2 separate regions of the Homo sapiens genome follow, and region 2 is linked to region 1. Evidence: read pairs that join two places in POLR2A ChIA-PET (ENCODE). Cell type or tissue: A673. All regions are shown on one strand.

The links. ChIA-PET counts read pairs that join two places held together with the same protein. Peaks named below come from ENCODE experiments on the same cell type or tissue, not always from the same donor. Only the 100,000 strongest peaks of a DNase experiment are listed, where the experiment ranks them.
Region 2: POLR2A ChIA-PET joins it to region 1 with 11 read pairs; 2 of 35 experiments call an interaction of 5 or more read pairs at or near these places.

Annotation. Positions count from the first base shown.
Region 1 is chr1:11,995,643-12,003,642 of GRCh38, forward strand. MFN2 (mitofusin 2) reads left to right here. Exons shown (of 19, transcript NM_014874.4): 5 at 514-676; 6 at 1,655-1,779; 7 at 3,128-3,236; 8 at 3,346-3,453; 9 at 5,759-5,912; 10 at 6,127-6,194; 11 at 6,340-6,461. Among named protein-coding and RNA genes, the nearest start is that of MFN2, 19 kb to the left of the region's middle. RefSeq lists an enhancer at 5,156-6,085. In A673, CTCF peaks have their summits at 6,130 and 6,329 (motif pointing left); a DNase peak (open chromatin) is centred at 6,119; H3K27ac peaks cover 3,517 bases.
Region 2 is chr1:10,609,284-10,617,283 of GRCh38, forward strand. All of the region lies in intron 4 of PEX14 (peroxisomal biogenesis factor 14), which reads left to right. It also overlaps the pseudogene RN7SL614P. Among named protein-coding and RNA genes, the nearest start is that of PEX14, 140 kb to the left of the region's middle. RefSeq lists enhancers at 6,249-6,934, 6,935-7,618. In A673, no CTCF peak of the experiment used is centred here; a DNase peak (open chromatin) is centred at 6,218; H3K27ac peaks cover 1,910 bases.

The DNA of each region.
Region 1 (8,000 bases):
AAAAAAAAAAAGAATGAGAAAGTAACCTTCCCTTTAGCCTGGCAGTTGTCAGCTGGGACTCACAAGGTGGAGCTTCATGTGTAAGGAGGAGCGTGATGGGAGAAAAGCAGCGAAACATGCCCTGTGTAGGAAACACTGGGGTCATTTAGACTGAGGAAGACACTCTGGGGGTTAGTCGGTGTTTCAGGTAGGCCTGAATTAAACTTTGGAGACAGACAGACAGTCTCTATAAGTGTTGCTGAGGGTGGCTGTGTGATTCAAGGGGCAGACAGCACGCAGTGAGCCTCTTGTAGATTGATCTGAAATGATGAACCAGGGGCATGTCAGAGGTTTGGGCCTGGGGGTGTTTATTCATTTTAATAAACAGTGCCTACTCTTTGTCTCTCAGCACTGTCTGGGCACTGGCAACATTGCACTGAATAGGGCTTTGGCCTTCCAGGCTGGTATCTGCGTTGTGAAAGTAATTCAGGTCAGATACTGGTGGCTTTGCTGACAGCTGTTACTTCCTTCTAGGACGAGCAATGGGAAGAGCACCGTGATCAATGCCATGCTCTGGGACAAAGTTCTGCCCTCTGGGATTGGCCACACCACCAATTGCTTCCTGCGGGTAGAGGGCACAGATGGCCATGAGGCCTTTCTCCTTACCGAGGGCTCAGAGGAAAAGAGGAGTGCCAAGGTGAGGGTGCCAGGCTGGCTGTCAGCCCTGTGCCTGCTGGGGGAGCAAGTCCTCCGTTGTGACACGGCTGACCTCACCTCTAGGGAGGGGGCAGCACCACCCTGTGGAGGTGAATGGGAGACCCTATTTTAGATGAACTTTTTGAAGGATGTAAGAGCTTTTGGGGGCTGGCGGAGGTGGTTTTCAGAAACGTGGATCACCAAGAATGAGGACCCTGCTGTTCCTCATACAGCTCTGAGTGGCCACTGACCTCTCTTCACTAATTAAGGAAGACAGTATGTGCTGTGTTCTTCCTTGGGATATTGCCAGAGAGGAATTCCTGCATTTGCTGTGTGTCTCTGACCTATCAGTCAGGGACCGACACTCTGAGTTTTCTGAGAGGCAGCTGCATTCTTGTTTGGGGCCAGATGCTCAATTTGCTTCATAAAGAATCAATTGGTCGGGCACGGTGGCTCACGCCTGTAATCCCAGCACTTTGGGAGGCCGAGGTGGATGGATCATTTGAGGTCAGGAGTTCAAGACCAGCCTGGCCAACATGGTGAAACCCCATCTCTACTAAAAATACAAAAATTAGCTGGGCGTGGTGGTAGGCACCTGTAATCCCAGCTAGTCGCGAGGCTGAGGCAGGAGGACTGCTTGAACCCAGGAGGTGGAGGTTGTGGTGAGCTGAGATCACGCCACTGTACTCCAAACCTGGGTGACAGAGCGAGACTCCGTCTCAAAAAAAAAAAAAAAAAAAGAATCAATCAGTGCAGAACAGATGACTTTAGGGTGATATCCGGGAAAGAAGCTCAAAAGAGCAGTGAAGAAAGTGGGTTCTTATTGACAACTCCCAGCTGTTAACTTTTTATATGTGGAAGAAGAAAGGGTAGCAGATGGGCAGCATTCCCAGCCACTGTGCTGTGATGCAGCGGCACAGGAAATCTCCTGGCCTGGTGGTTCCTCCTCAGCCTCTTTCTTTCCTTCCTCTGCCATCAGACTGTGAACCAGCTGGCCCATGCCCTCCACCAGGACAAGCAGCTCCATGCCGGCAGCCTAGTGAGTGTGATGTGGCCCAACTCTAAGTGCCCACTTCTGAAGGATGACCTCGTTTTGATGGACAGGTAAGAGGGAGGTGCCCTCCTAGGAGGTCCAAACTGGAAGGCACCAGGTTTCCATTTCTGGATAATCTAGGCCAGGGTCCCTGGGCCCCATCCTTGCTCTGCTTAAGTATTACTACCTTTCAGATGGGCTCAACCAAATCCTCTGGCCTCTTGGCTTTCCTCTGGAGTCTGGTTACTATACCTATTTATCAGTACCCTGCAGATGTCCCAGGGATGGTCTGTAAAAGATAGGAGGGATGCTCAAAAGTTGGTGGGGGAGGTTCTCAATCTCAGCCCAGTGCCAGCATGTGTACTGGGGGTGGGGAGTTGTGGCGGAGTCAGAGGTGTATTTTATTTCCCTTGAAGAAACACTTTGCCTTGGCTTGGTGGACTGGTTATAACTATACCAACATGTACAGTATTGTAGTGTTTATCTGGACTCACATCAAGTCACAACTTCACCTTAATTGTATATCATCTTTTTTTTTTTTTTTTTTTTTTGAGACAGAGTCTTGCTCTGTCACCCAGGCTGGAGTGCAGTGGTGCAGTCTCGGCTCACTGCAACCTCCGCCTCCCGGGTTCAAGTGATTCTCCTGCCTCAGCCTCTGGAGTAGCTGGGATTACAGGTGCCCGCCACCATGCCTGGCTAAATTTTGTATTTTTAGTAGAGACGGGGTTTCACCATGTTGGCCAGGCTGGTCTTGAACTGCTGACCTCATGATCCGCCCACCTTAGCCTCCCAAAGTGCTGGGATTACGGGCATGAGCCACTGTGCCCCGCCTGGTATATCATCTTTAAAGTAGAATTACAAGTAATTCTGTTTTTATAAAAGCAATAGATATATGTGTTTAAAAACACTCATTTCTGCCAGGCACGGTGGCTCATGCCTGTAATCCTAGCACTTTGGGAAGCTGAGGCGGGCAGATCAGGAGGTCAAGAGATCGAGACCAGCCTGACCAACATGGTGAAACCCTGTCTCTACTAAAAATACAAAAAAATTAGCTGGGCATGGTGGTGCGTGCCTGTAGTGCCAGCTACTTGGGAGGCTGAGGCAGGAGGATCGCTTGAACCTGGGAGGCGGAGGTTGCAGTGAGCCGAGATCGTGCCATTGCACTCCAGCCCGGGCGACAGAGCAAGACTCTATATCCAAAAACAAAACAAAACAAAACAAAACACTCATTTCCAGGCAATCTGGAAGGATAGGAAATGGGAAGTAAAATCCGTTAATGAGGGCCAGGCCTGATTTCTCTCCCGTCCCTGGCTTTCTCCTCCATGACCTGCCTGCCTCACAAGTCCCAGGTCTGTTCTCAGCAGGAAGAATAGGGCTCCTGCTCTGCCTGATGATTTGGTTTACCCCTGTCACCTTTAGCCCTGGTATTGATGTCACCACAGAGCTGGACAGCTGGATTGACAAGTTTTGTCTGGATGCTGATGTGTTTGTGCTGGTGGCCAACTCAGAGTCCACCCTGATGCAGACGGTAACTCCTCCTCTGCCTTCTCCCAAGCTCCCAGCACCCCCTGGGCAGGCAGCTGATGGGGCCTTGGCTGTCAAGCTCCTGCTCCACCGAGGTCTTACCCTTTATCTAGGAAAAGCACTTCTTCCACAAGGTGAGTGAGCGTCTCTCCCGGCCAAACATCTTCATCCTGAACAACCGCTGGGATGCATCTGCCTCAGAGCCCGAGTACATGGAGGAGGTTCGTGCTTCTGTTTGGCAGTTTGGGGAATGCAACCCCGAGGGAGCACTGCCTGCCACTGGGGCCACTTCCTGCACCCCTGGATCTAGTGACTTCCCTGAATTAATTTTATTGCCAAAGAATTCTCCAAATACTCTTCTGTGGTATCTTCTGGTGGTCTTTCCCCTCTCCCATCCACTTTGCTGGATGCACCCCCTCTTCAAGCCACTCTCCCCTAGGCCTAAAAAGGATCCCTGCTGCATTAGTGCATCTTCAGTGCCGGTGCTCAGTTTGGTTTCTGAGGAATTAATACAGAACAGGCTCAGCTCTAGGGAGGCCTCTGGGAAAGAGGCTGGAAAGAGGAATGGAGAATAACTGGTTCTTACTGGTGACTTACAACTCTTAGCTATTTACTTATTTATTTAGAGACTGGGTTATGAGGCTGGCTAATTTTTGTATTTTTGGTAGAGACGGGGTTTTGTCATGTTGCCCACGCTGGTTTTGAACTCCTGGGCTCAGGTGATCCACCTGCCTCAGCCTCCCAAAGTGCTGGGATTACAGGCATGAGCCACCACGCCTGGCCTCACAACTCTTTAAATATGTGAAATGAAAGACAAAAGGGTAACAAACGGCATGGTGGTGCACACCTATAGGCTGAGAGAGGATCCCTTGAGAGTAGGAATTTGAAACCACCTTGGGCGACGTAGCAAAACGCCATCTCCAAAAAAATAAAGGGTAGGCCGGGCGCGGTGGCTCACGCCTGTAATCCCAGCACTTTGGGAGGCCGATGTGGGCGGATCACGAGGTCAGGAGATCGAGACCATCCTGGCTAACGTGGTGAAACCCCGTGTCTACTAAAAATACAAAAAATTAGCCGGGTGTGATGGTGGCAGGCGCCTGTAGTCCCAGCTACGCGGGAGGCTAAGGCAGGAGAACGGCGTGAACCCGGGAGGTGGAGCTTGCAGTGAGCTGAGATTGTGCCACTGTACTCCAGCCTGGGCAAGAGAGTGAGATTCCGTCTCACAAAAAATAATTAAACAAATAAAGGGTAATAAGATTGATAATATGGCAATATGGGATGATAAAACATGCAGTTGCAGTCAGTAGGCCAGAGTCCAAATTATTTATTTTTTTCGAGATGGAGTTTTGCTCTTGTCACCCAGGCTGGAGTGCAGTGGCACAATCTCGGCTCACTGCAACCTCCACCTCCAGGGTTCAAGCAATTCTGCCTCAGCCTCCCGAGTAGCTGGGATTACAGGCACCCGCCACCACACCTGGCTAATTTTTGTATTTTTAATAGAGATGGGGTTTCACCATGTTGGCCAGGCTGGTCTTGAACTCCTGACCTTAAGTGATCCGCCCGCCTCGGCCTCCCAAAGTGCTGGGATTACGGGCGTGAGCCACTGTGCCCGCTTGTGACTGACACTAGGCAGTGTGACTTTGTTAGCTTCCTTGACCCTTCTGGTAATCCAATTTCCTGGCCAGTGTGATGGTGTGATAAATAGACTTGTTGAGAGGATGAAATCTGTCAAAAACACCTGACACGTGGTAGGTGTCTACAAGAAGCTATTGTCACATTTTATCGGTAGAACCCCAGGATGTCAGAGCCAGGAGGGATGTTCTAGTGATGCCCACTCCTTTTATAAACAATGCCCCAGGAGGACACAGCTTGTCAGAGTATAGGTCCCAGATTTAGGTTTCTTGACCTCAGGGTTCCTTTCCTGCCAGGGCACCAAAATGAGGCACTATATAGGCTTAACAAGAGGCAGTCTAGGGCACGTTTAAGCATTTCTGCTTGTATATGCATAAAATATCTTTGGCACGCTCACTGCCAAGTAACCCCCACACGTTGGTCTGGGAAACTTGGTGGTGAGAGAGCAGAATAGTGGGGGACATTACACTGTGTATGTGTTTGTGCCTTTGGCTGTTGAGCCATGTGAATATATTGCCTATTCTTTTTTTTCCCTCACTCTGTCGCCCAGGCTGGAGTGCAGTGGTGCTATCTTGGCTCACTGCAACCTCCGCCTCCAGGTTCAAGTGATTCTCCTGCCTCAGCCTCCTGAGTAGCTGGGATTACAGGCGCCTGCCACCATGCCTGGCTAATTTTTTTGTATTTTTAGTAGAGACAGGGTTTCACCATGGTGGCCAGGCTGGTCTTGAACTCCCGACCTCAAGTGATCCACCTGCCTTGGCTTCCCAAAGTGCTGGGATTACAGGCGTCAGCCACCATGCCCAGCCTCTTATGACCTATTCTTTTAATAAAAGAGGCAGGTGGGGGCTGTGGGGCCACCTACACTCACTCTGGACACATTTGTTTGGGCTCCAGGTGCGGCGGCAGCACATGGAGCGTTGTACCAGCTTCCTGGTGGATGAGCTGGGCGTGGTGGATCGATCCCAGGCCGGGGACCGCATCTTCTTTGTGTCTGCTAAGGAGGTGCTCAACGCCAGGATTCAGAAAGCCCAGGGCATGCCTGAAGGAGGTAATGATGAGAACAGATGTCCTCCTTTTCTCTGATGTTTGAGACATTTTGTCTCGTGCTGAGGAGTCTGTCAGTAGAAAATCCTTCTGAGAAGGGGATGCTGAGAAGAGCAGAGAGGCTCTTGCTCTTTAGCCAGTGGCTTGGTTTCTGGGGATTTCATCGTTTTCCTCTGCTGCCAAGTTGTTTCTGGACTAATGCAGTACAATCCTCCTAGGGGGCGCTCTCGCAGAAGGCTTTCAAGTGAGGATGTTTGAGTTTCAGAATTTTGAGAGGAGATTTGAGGTGAGTCCTCTGATTCTGGTATCTGGCGATTCTGTGCCTCCCCAGCTCCCATTGGCTGTGTCCCTGGCAGTGAAAACCAGAGTCTGGCCCTTGGTTGTAGGCCCCTGGTGGCCCCCACCTCCCTCCGTGCCTCTGTGTGTTCCAGGAGTGCATCTCCCAGTCTGCAGTGAAGACCAAGTTTGAGCAGCACACGGTCCGGGCCAAGCAGATTGCAGAGGCGGTTCGACTCATCATGGACTCCCTGCACATGGCGGCTCGGGAGCAGCAGTAAGAGTCCAAGACTGCAGATAGGTGGAGAGAGCTGCCGAGACAAGGGTGCTCCACCCCTGCCTTGGGCAGTTAGGACACGCCTTGATGGCAGGGCTGAGTCTCTGGGCTCCCATCCAGAGCCCTTTCCCTGGCCACCAGACCATGTTAGAACCACATAGACAGCCTGGTGAGGAGGGCGGCTGGGTGCTTCATCACCCCACCTGGTCTGTGCAGCACGATTCCCTGTGTTGGAGGTCTTGGCCCATGCCCTGCTGAGCTCTGCAGCCATTCTCAGAGCCTGAACACATTTTTCAAAACAACATTCCAGCCAGGAGCAGTGACTCACACCTGTGATCTCAACACTTTGGGAGACCAAGGCAGGAGGACTGCTTGAGGCCAGGAGTCCAGCCCAGATAACATAGTGAGATCCCATCTCTACAAGAATTTTAAAAATCAGCTGGGTGTGGTGGCACACACCTGTAGTTCCAGCTACTTGGGAGGCTGAGGCAGGAGGATCACTGGAGCCCAGGAGTTCAGGGTTCCAGTGAGCTGTGATCGCACCACTGCACTCCAGCCTGGGCAACAGAGTGAGACCCTGTCACTAAAGAATAATATGAAAACACCTTGCTTCTATCACACAGAATTGACTTTCTCAGTTGTTTATGTTAAGTTAAAATTTTAAAAAGTTCAGTTCCCTTTTGATTCTTTTGCACTTGTCCCAGTGTCACTCTGCCCTGAGGCACCATAATCATGAATTTACATTGTTCTATCACCCAAACAGTACTTTTTACATAAATGCTGAGGAATATGTCAGGTTTTTACATGCTTCAGATGTACAGATGTGGCATCACACTGTCTGTCACTGTACCTGGCTTTGCTTTCTCAACATCGTTTTTCCCTCTATCCTTGTTAGTATGTGTAGTTTGTTTATGAATCGGAACTGCTGTAGTATATTCCATTGTGAATATGCCTCATTTTCCTATGGATGGAATTTTAGATTTTTTTTTTGCTATTGGAAACCCTACTGCAGTGGACATTTGTTCATGTGTCCCCTTGTGCACCTTTTTAAGAGTCTTCCTGGGGTGAGTTCCTAGGGGTGTGGCAATTCTGTTTTAGGGTACACGCGTTTCCAGTTTTAGTCAGTTTTCTTGATGCTCTTCAGAACAGCCGTACCCATTCATTGCATGACCAGTACTGTCCATAGGCCTTCCATTTCATCAGCCCTCACCAGAACTTCAGACCTGGTCATTTTTGCCAGGCCTTGGTAGAAAATAGTGCCTTTAAAAATTTCATTTACAACTGGGCATGGTGGCTCACGCCTGTAATCCCAACACTTTGGGAGGCCAAGGCGGATGGATCACCTGAGGTCAGGAGTTCAAGACCAGCCTGACCAACACGGAGAAACCCTGTCTCTGCTAAAAATACAAAATTAGCTGGGTGTGGTGGCGCATGCCTGTAATCCCAGCTACTCGGGAGGCTGAAGCAGGAGAATCGCTTGAACCCAGGAAGTGGAGGTTGCAGTGAGTGGAGATCGTGCCATTGCACTCCAGCCTGGGC
Region 2 (8,000 bases), 1.4 Mb before region 1:
GGAATTGCTGGATGTGGTAGTTTTATGTTTCTGGATCCTTCTTAATTCTTTTCTTTCTAATTAGCTTTTTGTAAGTATAATTTACATACAATAAGATACATCAATTTTAAGTATACAATTCAATGAGTTGTACAAACAAGTTGTAACTCATTTAACTCCTGTAACCAACACTACAATCACAATATAGAAAATTTCTATCACCCCAGAAAGTTGCTTTGTGCCCTTTATGTCGTCCTTTTCCCCTGCCTCTGGTTTCTGTTAACCACCAATCTCTGCTCTGTCACTGTAGTTCCTTGTGCCTTTTCAAACATTTCTTATAGAACAGGTGCAGTGGCTCATGCCTGTAATTCCAGCACTTTGGGAGGCTGAGGAGGGCGGATCACCTGAGGTCAGGAGTTCGAGACCAGCCTGGCCAACATGGTGAAACCCTGTCTCTACTAAACGTACAAAAATTAGCTGGCCGTGGTGGCGGGCGCCTGTAATCCCAGCTACTCGAGAGGATGAGGCAGGAGAATCCCATGAACCCGGGAGGCGGAGGTTGCAGTGAGTTGAGATTGCACCATTGTACTCCAGCCTGGGTGACCGAACGAAGCTCCATCTCAAAAAATAAATAAATAAATAAAAATAAAACATTTTGTATAAATGGAACCATATAGTATGTAGACTTCTGTGTCTGGTTTCTTTACCGTAACATAATGGTTTTGAGATTGATTCATGTTTTTATATACATATATATGTATTGATATATAAATACATATTTATATAAATACATATAATTTTATTCATATATAATTTATATATGCATTTCTATATTATATGTAAATATATGTAATATATATTTGGAAAATACATATAAAAGGAATGAACTGTTTATGTCTATATCATGATTGTGATTCATGGTTTTTGCATCCTAAGAAGCCTTTGTCTACCCCAAGGTTGAAGAGACTTTCTCCTATATTGTCTTCTAGGAAGTTTTATAGTGTTAGTTTTTTGGAGACACCATCTCACTCTGTTGCCCAGAGTATATTTATTATATATTTATATATATTATACACAAATATATATAACTTTACATATATATATATATATACACACACACACACACACACACACACATATATATATACACAGAGAGAGAGAGATATCATTCTTTTTCATTACTGAGTTGTATTCCAGAGATCAGTGGGCTTTCTTTTTCGTTTTTCTTTTTTTTTTGAGATGGAGTTTCACTCTTGTTGCCCAGGCTGGAGTGCAATGGCGTGATCTTGGCTCACTGTAACCTCTGCCTCCCGGGTGGGTTCAAGTGATTCTCCTGCCTCAGCCTCCCGAGTAGCTGGGATTATAGGCATGCGCTACCACGCCTGGATAATTTTGTATTTTCAGTAGAGACGAGGTTTCTCCATGTTGGTCAGGCTGGTCTCGAACTCCTGAACTCCTGACCTCAGGTGATCCGTCCGCCTTGGCCTCCCAAAGTGCTGGGATTACAGGCATGAGCCACTGCCTGGACTTTTTCTTTAAATGGGTATATTTTAGACTTTGTGAGCCACATATCTCTGTCACATGTTTTCCTTCTCACCTTTTTCTCTTCTCCCTTCATCCTCTCTTCTTTCTCCTCCTTCTTCCTCTTCCTGTTCTTCTTCTCCCTTTCCCATGACCACAATTCTTTAAAAATTTAATAACCAGGCTGGGTGCGGTTGCTCACGCCTGTAATCCCAGCACTTTGGGATGTGAGTTGGGTGGATCACTTGAGGTCAGGAGTTTGAGGTCAGGAGTTTGAGGTCACCATGCCTGGCCAGCATGGTGAAACCCTGTCTGTACTAAAAATATAAAAATTAGCTGAGCCTGGTGGCATGCCTGTAGTTCCAGCTACTTGGGAGGCTGAGGCAGGAGAATCACTTGAACCCAGGAGGTACAGGTTGCAGTGAGCTGAGATTGCGCCACTGCACTCCAGCCTGGGTGACAGAGCAAGACTCTGTCCCCCCACCGAAATAAAAAAAAAATTAATAGCCATTCTTAGCTCATGGCTACATAAAAATAGGCTAAAGTAGGATTGGCCAACTGGCTATAGTGCCAACTTCTGTTGCTCCATGTACCGCAATTTCTTTATCTGTTGACCAGTTGGTAGTCATCTGGCTTGCTCCCAGTTTGGGGCTATTATGAGTAAAGCTGCTGTGAACATTCATGTATAAATCTTTATGTGCACTTATACTTTCATTTCCTAGGAGTGGAATGGCTTAGTCACATGTTAGGTCCATGTTTAACTTTAAAAGAAACTGTCAAACTATTTCCCAAAATGGTTGTAGCGTTTGTGTTCCCATCAGCAATATGTAAGAGTTTCAGTTGCTCCATATCTTTGTCAACACCCGATAGTCTCATTTTTGAGTTTAGCCATTCTAATGTGTATGTAATGGAACCTTATTGTATAGTACTTTTAATTTGGATTTCCCTAATGGCTAATGACATCAAGCATATTTTCATGTACTTATTGGCCATTCGTATATCTTTTGTACAGAGTCTCTTCCAATCTTATGCCCATTTTAAAAGCCACTTTGTCTTTTTATTATTATTGAATTGTCAGAGCTCTTTATGTATTCTAGTTACAAGTGCTTTGTCAGATATATGCTTGGCAGATATTTTCTCCCAGCCTATGGCTTGTCTCTTCATTTTCTTGACAGTGCCTTTTGAAAAGCAAAAGCTTTAAATTTTGATGGTGTCCATTTGATCAGTTTTTTCCTTTTTGGTTCATGCTTCTTATATCTTAAGATGTTTTTGTTTACCCCAAGGTTGCAAAGATTTTCTTCTATGTTTTCTGATTTCTTATAGAAGTTTTATAGTTTTTGCTTTCTTGTTTAGGTGTGACCCATTTTGAGTTAATTTTTGTGTATGGTATAAGGTGAGAGTCAAGGTTCATTTTTTTTTCCTATGGATATCCAGTTGTTCAGCATGGCTGTTGCAAAAATTATCCTTTCCCCATAGAGCTACCTTGGCCTCTATCAAAAATCAGTTGACCATGTAAGCATGGGTCTATTTCTGGACTCTTCTGAATTCTTAACAGCTTAATTAGAGCTCATATTTTTTAATCTATGGACAGGGGATATAGATATGCCTCTCGGTGTCCTTCCTGCCTAAAGATGACACTGCTAATGGCATTGTAGCCCATGAAAAGTGGAAAAGATTGTCTTTCATGGGATGTACGTGTAAATACAGGCTTTGCATTTTCCAACAGGACTACTGTTGGGCTACTGTGGTGCCTTTTGCCATCCAGGCTGCCAAGTCCTTCTGTTCAGAGCAGAGACGATCTGTTTCTGTTGCTGCTCTCTGGGCCTGTCTTTCTGCCCACTGCCAGCCATCCACAGCCATGTGCTTCAGGGCCCACCCCGCCCCCAAGCTATAGCCAGCCCTTCTCAGCCCAGCCAGGTCCCCGTCTCTCTGCACTTGTGCTCTCCACCTCTGTGCTGTAGCAAGCACTGATTTGGTGGGCTGGCTTTATTCCAGGACCTTACTGGGAGTGAGCCTGTCTTGTCATTTAATTTTCAGGGTGGCTTCTGAGCGAAGCTGATGGGCTGATGTGAGAAGCTAGAGACACTGCTGTATAGAGACATGGCTCCAACCCTGATGAGCCTGGAGGCGACCTCAATGGGCTGGCCCCGTTTCTACCACTGCCTTGCCCATGCTTGGGCTGCCAGCCTCCCCAAGGACGTGAGAGTTCTCTCCCTCTTGTCAGCCAGCACATCACTGGAGTGCCTGTTGTCTCGGCAGGATGGTTCCGTGACAGCTCTCAGCTCTGTGTTGCCGATGAACCTTTACTGGATTGCAGGATTTCCATGGTGTGGATCGGTCTGTGACTTGCTCAGCAAGGTTTCAGGCTCAACATTGCCGTGTTGTATGCACAAGTCCTAGTCCTGTGCATGTGTTCTTAGTTGATGATGTTTGTTCTCACCTGTTAGGTGAGAATTTGGTTGGTGGAGGTATAAAGAAACAGAGTCATGTTGGTTTTGTTGGTGTTCAGTGAATAGTTAGGAGCTGTGGGGATGCACCTCTCCTGCCCCCGCTCTACCATGGTTTTACCCAAACTGGAGCCTTTGCGCAGGCTGACCTCCATGGAGCCGGGCAGAGCTTAAGCTAGTTCGTGGAGTCCTTGGAAGGTTGGGTTTTGAAGAGCTCCATGCCCTTTGCTCTATAGCAGTTTATCCCCTGACCTCATTGCAGCCCACAGCGCCACAGCGTAGAGGCAGTCCAGGAAGGCCCAGGTGTGCAGGATGAGGATTGCCACCACAGATGCCCGTCTCTTCAGCCTTCACAGAGATGCCAGGGCTTTGGTACTGGTGAGGAACCCCTGCCACGCAGCTAGGGCGCCGGTCCTTAGACAGCTGGGCTCTGAGTGAGAGTGAAGATATCGCCTGTTCTTGGATTCTTTGGGGCTCACAAAGCCCTGCCACCTTCAGTCAGTGCTTGATAAGAAGAGAAAAATGTCCTTGGAACCCCCCTGGCTGGTGGTGGCATGAGGGTTTCTGACCCCAGGCTTGTTGCCCACTTGCTACCTTGTCTGCCTTGTCTGCATGGCAGGCCAGTCCCTGCTTCCAGAGTGGAGACTCGAAGCATTTAAAAAGCCCACTCATTCTCTTCCTTTTCTTCCCAGCTAGAGAAGAGTGACTGCCCCATCTCCTGCCCTTGTCTTTATACCTCCGGACATTCAGGGAGCCTGGTGGCGGGGAGGTGTGTTCCCAGGCGCCCTGCTCTCAGTTCCCTTGCGGGGTCTGCACCAGACTTGGAAAAAATAGGCCCCAGGGTGGGGAGGGGCAGGACTTGAGGTGGTCGTGGCTGGGAGTTTGAGCTAGTGTGGACTGTGCTAATGTTTTTGCAGTAGCCTGGTCTGTTACCCTCTGAGAGCCACACAGCGGGTAGGAGTCATCTCTATCCGAGTTTTTCTCTTTTTTCATTTTGCCACAAGACAGAATTGTATCACACATCTCCAAAACGAGTAAAATGGCATTTCAGCTTCTTGTCTTTATAGACTCTCTGAACTTTAGGAAAGATCATTCTGGTCCCTTTTCATTAATAATGAAAACCAGGGGGCAATAAAATGTTCTTAACGTGAGCATGGCAGGAATGAGGAGCGGTGAGGGGTGAAGGGTGAGGCTGCAGGGACCACAGGTGTTTCTTGGGGCTGGAATAGCTCAGAACTCTGGAAAGTGAGGCAGCTATTGGGAGGGTCCTGGTCCTCAACCCACACAGCCAGCGTCTGCTCAGCCTTGACAGCCCAGAGGGCCCCAGAGAAGGCTGTCCTTCTCATGGCGGGATGTTTGCGGGTGAGCAGAGGAATCCAGCAAACTCCAGGTGCTGGTCAAGCTTTCAGCCAAGTCACAGCTGCTTTCTTGCAAGAGGCTTCATGGTGTCTGAGAAATCAGTGGTGAATATGGTATTCGGGCCGTGGGCCCCGTTCTGCACTTGTTCTGCCTGAGGATTTTGGCTGCAGGGAGGGATGTTCCGGGTATGGATGAAGGCCCTCCTGAGCAGGGACTCTGAGAGAGCGGGGTGGCCAGGTTGCTCTGTCTTCACTTTTTCCTCCTGAAAATGGACTTGCACTAGATGTCAGGTTTTGTATCTGGAGCGCCAAGCAAAGCTGGCTAGAAGAGGGGAGACAGAAGAGACACCTGACCAGGACTCCAAGTGCCCGGCTCCTTGGGGTCGAGGTGAAAGATCCGTCTGCCTCAGTGCTCTTAGAGCTCCCTGTATAACGAGAGGTGATTTGTGTCGGGTGGGGGTGTCCACCATCAGTGAAGTAGCACTGTCCCCTTCCCATGGCAGTTTCTTAGACACCGAGTGTCACTGCACAGCCTGGGAAGGGAGTGGGGGAAGTCCTTGCTAACCATAACACAAACCCCAGAACCCATAAAAGAATAGATTGATAAATTTGTATAAAAACCTCTGCATGCGACAAAACACCATTAGCAGAGTCAAAAGAAAAATAAACCAGAGAAGATGTTTGCGATGCAGATCACAGACAGCGGGCTAATATCCCTGCTATATAAAAAGTCTCTCTAAAGTGACAAGGGAAAAGAAATCAAGTAGAAAAGTGGAGAGCATACAGTACACCGAAAAGGAAATGCTGATGAAAACATGCTCAATCCTCACTCAAAATGAGATCAATGCAAATTAGAACTAGAGTGAACTTCTGTTTTCCTGCTGTGGTATTGGCAGGAATCTCTGCGTTTGAATCGTGCATTGTGTGGGCGCAGCCGTGGGGAAGCAGGCATTGCGCAGCGGCTCAGGGTGAATTATCGGCCCCATGGAGGCAGGGTGGCAGTATTTCTCAAAACTGCAAATGCACACGCCCTGGGACCACCCTCTGGGGGTTCTGAGGCTCACAGGGTGCGTGTCCCCATGTGGGAGATGGCACGTGTGCACGTTGTTGATGGCAGCGTGGTGTGCAGTAGTAGAAAGTTGGAAATGAGCTGGGTGCCCATCGGAGGGCAGGTGAAGTGGAATATCCTGCAGCTGTAGAAAACAAGATTGAGAGATGGGGAAACGTGAAGGAAGAGAAGACATCCTGTGCCACCTTAGGTGTGCACACAGACTCACTGGAAGGATAAATGTAAGACTACTAATGGCTGTTGGTGGTGGGGAAGCCTTTTTTCACAGACTGCCCTGTGCTATTCGATGAGTAAACTGTATGCGTGCTACCTGTTCAAAAAGTGTAAAACAGAAATGGGAGTTGGGGACTGAGGGAGAGGCCCTATGTTGATTACAGTTTTGGGACCGAGATTCCAGGGCTAGGACACACCGGGGAGTCTCGCATGGAATCCGCAGGCAGGGAGGGAGTTTGGTGGCCAAGGAGGGACTCCAGGCCCCTCCAGCCCTGTCGTCTCTGCCCCCTGAGAGTGCCATTCAGCAGCCCTGGGGGAGGGGGTGTCTCCTTGCCCACTCGGAGGTCTTTGCGACTTGGATCCGCCTGGTGGGGCTGCGTGCCAGCAGCCCCTTCCCCCTCATGCCACATCCTGCCCTGAGCTGAAGGAAAGAACGGGCCTTCTCCTCCCCTGTGGTCATAAAACGCCAGGACATGGAAGGTACCTCTGAAAACTTACAGGCACAGGTGAGAACTGAGGGCAGAAGTCTCTCAAGCAGCAAGTCCTTCAGCTTCACTCGGCCGTGTTGTGACGTTCCTTCCCAGAGTTCAGAACGCTGCTGATTTTCCCTCTCCCCCTTTCTCCCAGATGAGCAGCACACTGTGGGGGCGCCTTCCGGATAGCTCTCCACTGGTGCTGTGATCGCCTTCCCCGCTGGTCTGTGTCCCACCCACGCCCCTCCTGATGACAGATCCTTCGGGGGGAGGCAGAGCACCCGCCACGTGGCCTGGAGATGGCCGCTCCAGAAAGGTGTTCGCAGTGGAGACGGGGCTCTCCCGCGTGCCTTGGAGGATCAGATGAGGTTGTGGACGTGGGAGCACTTTGTGAACTGGGCATGGGAAAGAGTGAAGGTGGAAACTCTCCCCACGTCAAGTAGAATTGCATTCAGGAGGGCACTTTGCTATGTGCCGTTCTAAAGAGAATCGGCCGGGCGCGGTGCTGCTCGCCTGTAGTCCATCTGCTTGGGAGGCTGAGGTGAGAGGATTCCTTGAGTCCAGGAGTTCCGGGCTACGGGGCACTGTGCTGATCGGGGTTCTGCACTAAGTTCTGCATCAATATGGTGACCTCCTGGAGCAGGGGACCACGAGGTCGCCTAAGGAGGTCAGAAATGGAGCCGGTCAAAACTCCCATTCTGATCAGCAGTGGGACATGCCTGTGGATCGCCACTGCACTCCAGCCTGGGCAACATAACAAGAGCCCATCTCTAAAAAGATTACTTAATACAAATAAAGAGAAGAGAACGGGGCCAGGTGATCTTCCATGAAGACTGGCTGCCCTTCACAGCAGCAGCAATGTGTTCTCCTGAGACATTGCCCCACTCCCTTCTTGCCCTCTGTGCTGGTCCCAGTCCCTCTCCACCTCGTGAACCCTTGC